2 separate regions of the Homo sapiens genome follow, and region 1 is linked to region 2. The links are chromatin contacts, found by Hi-C or POLR2A ChIA-PET in ENCODE. All regions are on one chromosome and are shown on one strand. The core of a region is the stretch at or near the end of the contact, and the rest is flanking DNA. Distances in the headings are between cores, read along the strand shown. Region 1 has its middle 56 kb from the start of ST8SIA6. Region 2 holds the start of HACD1 (3-hydroxyacyl-CoA dehydratase 1).

Region 1 (3,715 bases), core at 192-2,691, 110 kb after region 2:
CCAGGATCAACATAGGACCTTGCTTGTTGGTTTCAGGGCAACCTTTGGATGAGGCTGGAAATTGCTCCTGCTTCTGCTAGTCTGCATGGGCTTAGGGCACTGAGTAGGTGAATGCAAATAAAAGAACTATAGTCATAAGGGCCCTGCTGTGAAGTACCACAGAGAGAGGGATCTTTCTCCTTTTAAGAAACTTCACGGTCTGAGCAGTAGGATCATTGGAAACCAGAGTAGACAATGACACAGGGTCTTCAAGAAACTATCTGGCAGCAGCATTAAACAATGAAAATGAAAGTCAGGACTGATCAGATTCACAGTTTTCTCTCCTCTTGGAAAAACTTCCAGAATTCTTGGGGGCAATTCTGGGCAAGTGAGCACTTAAGTAATAAAATTAAAGATGTGTAATAAGCTTGTTTGTGTCTGAATGTGGCAAGATAGTCATGCTATTAAAAATATTCTTTAGATGGATATTATAATTATTTTAATTCTGTGAGTATATGTAGCCTTGGAAGTGGCACTAGGATTGGGGAATAAAGGAGAAAACCAATCTAGAATTTAAAAATATACTTGAGACTTGTTTTACAAGTAATTTGTATTAGCCCTTGTTTTAAAATATCACAAACCTTGGCTGGGTACAGTGGCTCACACCTGTAATCCCAGCACTTTGGGAGGCCAAAATGGGAGGATTGCTTGAGCCCAGGACTTCGAGACAAGCCTGGGCAACATAGTGAGACCACATCTCTTAAAAAAAAAAAAATTAGCCTGACGTGATGGTGCGTGCCTGTTGCCCCAGTTACTCAGGAGGCTGAAGTGGGAGGATTGCTTGAGCCCAGGAGGTTGAGGCTGCATGAGTTGTGATGGCACCACTACATTCCTGCCTGGGTGAGAGAGTGAGACCCTGTCTCAAAAATAAAAATAAGATAAAATAAATGCAAATCATTTTTTAGTTTTCTGCAGTAGTATTGATAATTCAAAGTTAATTCAACTTTTCCCCCTACAACTTCCAGAAACAGATGCAGAAATTCAAACCATAACAAATACTTTCTGAAGTGACAATGAGTCATATCAGAAGTGTGATGATCACGCAGATGGGCTGATATAACTCATGATCACCCATCCGGACTGTGGACGTTCTTGTTTTTCAAACGTATTTGAATGCGTTTGATAAAAGCTGTAAATTTCTGGCTAGTCTGTAAATTGCAAGCATTCTCTTTGGGGCTTACATGTCTACTTCCCTTAGCTGGGATCAGCGACTTCTCTTGGGCCTTTCCTCCAGCAGGCTGGGTCCCCTCTCTGTACAGAAGTTAAAAGGATGTTGTCAAGCACAGAAAGGTAAAGTACGTGGAGAAGCAAGAGACTGAGGTTCTTGTCTTCTCTCCACCATTTAGTGGCCACGCAATCTGGATAAGTCACTTAACCTTACTGGATAAAAAATGCCTTCGCTACCGAAGATGGGAACTGGACCAAATAATCCCTTAGGCTCACTGCAAAACAGCAATACTTCTATCCAGCTGCTAAAATTTTGTACGATGTCTCTGGGCAGGATTATTGTCTTTTAACATTCCCTTCTTTTTTCAAATATTATACAATGATAATTTATTGCTAGTTAAAATTATTTAACCAAGAATTTGCACTATTAGTACTTCTTTTTTTCCCCAGCTAAAGAATTGCTGAAATGTTGGCATTACAAATTTAAGAATTTTTGCTAACATAACTCTGCTTTCCATATGTTATTTCAAAAATGGGCTGGGCATAGTGGCTCATACCTGCAATCCTGGCACTTTGGGAGTCTGAGGCAGGAGGATCGCTTGAGCCTGGGAGGTCGAGACCAGCCTGGACAACATAGCAAGACCCCATCTCTACAAAAAAAAAATCAGATGGGCATGTTGGCACGTGCCTGTGGTCCCAGCTACACAGGAGGCTGAAGCAGGAGGATTGATTGGGCCCAGGAAATCAAGGCTGCAGTGAGCTGTATTTGTGACACTGCACTCCAGCCTGGATGACACAGTGAGACCCTGTCTCAAAAAAAATTTTTTTAATGTAGTAAAATGTGTAGAATTAATGATCTTGATCCTAAATCATTAGCAACACTGTCAACTTGAAGCACTAGAACAGAAAAGAGAAGCTGTTCTCTGGTATCACAAAGGCCACCAAAACTCTTGTTTGCGGTTAGTGCTGTGAGAGGTTCAACTTTAGAGTCCCAAGTTCCTTGTGGGTTGTGAGACCACAGGCCAGTTTTTTAGTATCTCTTTTTTGCTACCTGTAAAAGGAGAGTTGCTTTATGAATTAAATAACTGCAAAGCTTTATAGATAGCGTCACACTGTAAAGGGTAGATATTTACCAGCATTTTATAAATTAATTGTGCTAACAGAAGGAAATTCTTTTCCAATATTTTTTTCTCTGATTAAAAATATTTTTATTTGTCATATCATAGTCTCTGGCTACAGATTGCCAAATACAAGCTGTTATTTTATTTGCAATAATTTTCATTATCTTAAATTCAAATCTCGATATAATGTGATACATTTGCTATGTTTTGATTCTTTAAAACAGGATGTTTTTATTAGAATAGTCGTACTCTAGCCACAGTAAGAATGAAAAAATTGAAAGACTCAAAAACAAGTCATCATTACTTTGTTTATTTTCATCCAAGTATAATACGTACTTGAATATCATCTCTAAAATACCATTTCTACCAAATGAATTTGTTCACTAGTGTGGAAATATAGAAGGGAAAATAAAATTAAGGAAACTTTTAAGGAATTATTAGAAGTTAGACGTGTGTTTTTGACAACAAAGCAGTGGAAATGCCTCAACACTGTGAACAATTTAATAGGGTAATATTTTAAAATCTATACTTTAATAAATATCAATTATATACACAATTAAGTTGGTTTTTCAAGAACCTGATCTAGACACAAAAACAAGGATGTGCAAATCCCAATTTAAATTTTTTTATTTCATTACATACAGAATATTTTACTAAAGTTGCTTAATATACAATCTCTCTCTTGTCGCTTTGAAGACCTTTGTCATGAAAACAATAATTCATTTGCCTGATATTTTGCAATAACATTCTTCTCAGTTATTATATTTAGTCTCATTACTGAATAAAATTTGTGTTCTCATGAAACAGTTTTCAGTGTCTTAGCAGTTTCTGGGGAACTCTGATGCATTAATCAGCTTGTCACTTGACTAGCCCATAGAGTGGTGTGCCATGCAGAAGTGAGAAGATGTGGCTTTCTCACTGCAAAGCTTCCCATCCATTAGACTTGTGTGTATCTTTTCTGTCAGGAAATGTTCTGCAGTTTTGAGATAAGATTGCTTCATGTCTGACTGCTTAGTTGGCAATGATCACAGCTTGTGAGTTCGGTTTCACCAAAAATGTCCGTGGACCTCACCTGTAAACTTTAATCCATGCACTTTTTTTTTCTTTGAGGTGTAGTCTTGCTCTGTTGCCCAGGCTGGAGTGCAGTGGCACGATCTCAGCTCACTGCAACCTCTGCCTCCTGGGTTCAAGCAATTCTCTGCCTTAGCCTCCCGAGTAGCTGGGATTACAGGTGCCTGCCACCATGCCGGGCTAATTTTTTGTATTTTTAGTAGAGATGGGGTTTCACCAGCTTGGCCAGGCTGGTCTTGAACTCCTGACCTTGTGATCCACCCCCTTGGCCTCCCAAAGTGCTGGGATTACAGGTGTGAGCCACCACACCCAGCCTA
Region 2 (3,635 bases), core at 547-3,046:
AGGAGGTTTTTTTTTTTTAGGATTCCTCGAGATTCCTGGGATTTTCTAGGAAACACATTGCTCTCATTTGCAAACAGTTTTACTTCTTTCTTCCCTTTATTTTATTTTTATTCTTTTTCGAAAAGAAGTCTCGCTCTGTCACCCAGGCTGGAGTGCAATGGGGCGATCTCAAATCACTGCAACCTGTGCCTCCTGGGTTCAAGCGATTCTCCTGCCTCAACTCCTGAGTAGCTGGGATTACAGGCGCCCGCCACCATGCCCCGCTAATTTTTGTATTTTTAGTAGAGACGGGGTTTCACCATGTTAGTCAGGCTGGCCTCAAACTCCTGACCTCAAGTGATCTGCCTACCTCGGCCTCCCAAAGTGCTAGGATTACAGGGGTGAGCCACCACACCCAGCCTTCCTTTCCTTTTTTTTTTATTTTTTTGAGACAGAGTCTCACTCTGTCGTCCAGGCTGGAGTGCAACGGGCGATCTCTGCTCACGATTTTTAAAAATTATTTCCACTAAGGAAACTGAGGCATGGATAGGTTACGTTGTCCAAGTTCACACAGCTAATAAAATGGGAGGATTCAGGAATTTGGGGGTTGTATTTCAGTAGGTGCAAGGAATTTCAAAAGGTAATGTCATCAGTTAAGGCAGGAACCGGCCACACTTCTTTAGTGATTCTTCAGTTACTTTAGGCCATCTGGATGTATACGTGCAGGTCACAGGGGATATAATGGCTTAGCTTGGGCTCAGAGGCCTGACACTTGGTAAATAGACACACACACAGACACACAGACACACAGACACACACACACACACACACACACGCTCCGGTAAAATTCACACAAGTGAGGCCGGGTGCGGTGGCTCACGCCTGTAATCCCAGCACTTTGGGAAGCCAAGGCGGGTGGATCACTTGAGGCCAGGAGTTCGGGACCAGCCTGGCAAACGTGGTGAAACCGTCTCTACTAAAAATAACAAAAATTAGCCGGGCGTGGTGGTGCATGACTGTAGTTCCAGCTACTCGGGAGGCTGAGGCAGGAGAATCTCTTGAATCAGGGAGGCGGAGGTTGCAGTGAGCCGAGATCACAACACTGCACTCCAGACTGTAAAAAAAAAAAAAAATAAGAAATGAAAAAGGAAAAAAAAATCACTCAAGTGGGACGGTCTTCTCACTGTTGGAAGACCTGTTGGACTCGCTAGTAAACGGGAAACAGGGCGAAATAGGCGTTTCTTCCCCAGAAGCTCTTAAGAATGAATGAATGTTTGGCCCAGCGCTGTGGCTCAGGCTTGTAATCACAGAACTTTGGAAGGCAGAGGTGGGAAGATTGCTTGAGCTCACGAAATTGCAGTGAGCTATGTTCACGTCACTGCCCTCCAGCCTAGGAGACAGACTGAGACCGCATCTCTAAAAAGAAAAGAATGAGTGGCGGGAAGATCCCGCTCCCTGCCTGCGTATTGAGAAACTGCCTTACAAAAGGCCAGGCAGGGCAGAGCCACGCCAAGTTCAGGTGCGTTCCCTGTGTCCCCACTAAATGCACTCGCAGGGTGCGCATCGCCAGGGCGCAAGGCGTCTGGGCGTCTCTCTATGAAGAGGCGCCCGCAGCTAGCGAGGCGGGTGCACTTTCCTCGGGAGCGGAAACTACAGCGCCGCCTGGAAAGCGTGCCGGGGCTCGCGGGTCCTGGATCCCCAGTGCCAGGGCCAGGCGTTCTGGCCCCCGAGTGGCGCGCGCTCCCAAGGGGCGGGGCGGGGCGGGGGCGTGACGGGCGGTGGCCGGGGGCGTCCGCTCCTCCCCCTCGCGGTCGGTAGAGCTGGCTGCGCCGAGCCCCCTGCGCGCTGCACATGGGGCGCCTGACGGAAGCGGCGGCAGCGGGCAGCGGCTCTCGGGCTGCAGGCTGGGCAGGGTCCCCTCCCACGCTCCTGCCGCTGTCTCCCACGTCCCCCAGGTGCGCGGCCACCATGGCGTCCAGCGACGAGGACGGCACCAACGGCGGCGCCTCGGAGGCCGGCGAGGACCGGGAGGCTCCCGGCGAGCGGAGGCGCCTGGGGGTCTTGGCCACCGCCTGGCTCACCTTCTACGACATCGCCATGACCGCGGGGTACGCGCGCCGCGGGGCACCCTCGGGCCCTCCCCGCGCCGCGGTCCGCGGAGGTTCCGGGTTCAGGGGGCGCGGGCCGGGGTGTAAGGGGCGCGGGGGGTGCGGGCAGCGGCCGTGGGGGAAGGGAGCTGTCGCCGCGGCCACCGCCGGGGTTGAATGGAGCGGGCGGGGGGGCCGGGCCCTGCGCGCCTGGCATTGCCTAATACGGTGCACGGCGGGGCGCTGGCCGGAGGTTAAGTATAGAACCGGGCAGGAATGCGGTGCCGGCCCGCGGGGGAGGTGGCTGCTGCCCCGGCGCCGCTGCCTTCGCTGCTGTTGAAGGAGCGCCCAGCCCTGGCCACTCGATGGTCTCGGGAGCGCAGAGCTTCATGCTGCGATCGCTGGGCAGAGTTTTCGCCCCTGTTAATTTCACCGCGACTTTTTTTTTTTTTTTTTTTTAAAGCACAGCACGTCCTAGAGCTTGTCACTTGGGACGATTTTGAAATAACCACCCCACTTATCCCAGCGTGGAGCTCCTGCCCAGCATCTTTATGGCCTCAGGCTCCGTGGCTGATAAGCTGGACCTTGATTTTTGGCTTTGAGTATGACTTTGCAAGTTAAGGTTACACAATGACTGTCGCTCTTCGCAGAGCTCTCAAAGTGACTTTTGTGTCAACTGCTTCTCAAAACCTGTTGGGAAAATGCTTTTCCATTTCTCAATTGCACTGCCTTTTAAAAAAGTTATTTTCCCATTATCACTCGAAGTATTAACTTATGTAAACGCGAGGAAAAGTTTACTATTTTCTTTTTTTCTTTTTATTATTTATTTATTTATTTTGAGACGGAGTCTCGCTCGGTCTTGGCTGGAGTGCAGTGGCGGGATCTCGGCTCACTACAAGCTCCGCCTCCCGGGTTCATGCCTTTCTTCTGCCTCAGCCTCCCGAGTAGCTGGGACTACAGGCGCCCGCCACCACGCCTGGCTAATTTTTTTGTATTTTTAGTAGAGACGGGGTTTCACCATGTTAGCCAGGATGGTCTCCATCTCCTGACCTCATGATCCGCCCGCCTCGGCCTCCCAAAGTGCTGGGATTACAAGCGTGAGCCATCCCGCCCTGACAGTATTTTATTTTATTTTTTAGACGGAGACTCATTCTGTCGCCCAGGCTGGAGTGCATTGGCGCGATCTCCGCTCACTGCCAACCTCAGCCTCCGGAGTTCAAGCGATTCTCCTGCCTCGGCCTCCGGAGTAGCTGGGACTACAAGCGTGGGCCACCACGCCCCATTAATTTTTGTATTTTTGGTAGAGACAGGGTATCACCATGTTGGCCAGGGTGGTCTCGAACTCCTGACCTCAAATGATTCCCCCACTTCGGCCTCCCAATGTGCTGGGATTACAGGTGTGAGCCATCGCACCGGGCCTAATATTTTATTTTAATTTTTTAAAAATAGAGATGGCCTCTCACTGTGTTGGCTAGGCTGGTCTCAAACTCCCGGCCTCAAGCAATCCTCCCACCTCAACCTCCAAAAGTGCTGGGATTACCACTTCCGGCTTAATATTTTAAACTTTCT

The links. Hi-C counts contacts between places; a loop is a spot of excess contacts on that map. ChIA-PET counts read pairs that join two places held with the same protein, here RNA polymerase II (POLR2A). Pooled maps may share reads with other maps.
Region 1: a loop to region 2 is called in a pooled map, with 4 times the contacts of the local background. The contact joins the enhancer-like site here to the promoter of HACD1 in region 2. A Hi-C loop is called at or near these places in 5 of 50 pooled maps. POLR2A ChIA-PET finds 5 or more read pairs at or near these places in 3 of 52 experiments (A549, BJ and endothelial cell of umbilical vein).

What each region holds. Positions count from the first base shown.
Region 1 is chr10:17,508,882-17,512,596 of GRCh38, reverse strand. No RefSeq gene overlaps it. Among named protein-coding and RNA genes, the nearest start is that of ST8SIA6, 56 kb to the right of the region's middle. Within about 2 kb of position 1,441, at least 11 of the 41 ENCODE cell types and tissues checked have a DNase peak (open chromatin) inside an H3K27ac peak, as active enhancers do; they include endothelial cell of umbilical vein, where a contact is called at or near this core.
Region 2 is chr10:17,615,535-17,619,169 of GRCh38, reverse strand. It overlaps HACD1 (3-hydroxyacyl-CoA dehydratase 1), which reads left to right and starts at 1,796. Exons shown (of 7, transcript NM_014241.4): 1 at 1,796-2,087. The coding sequence starts at 1,831. RefSeq lists a silencer at 1,596-2,255.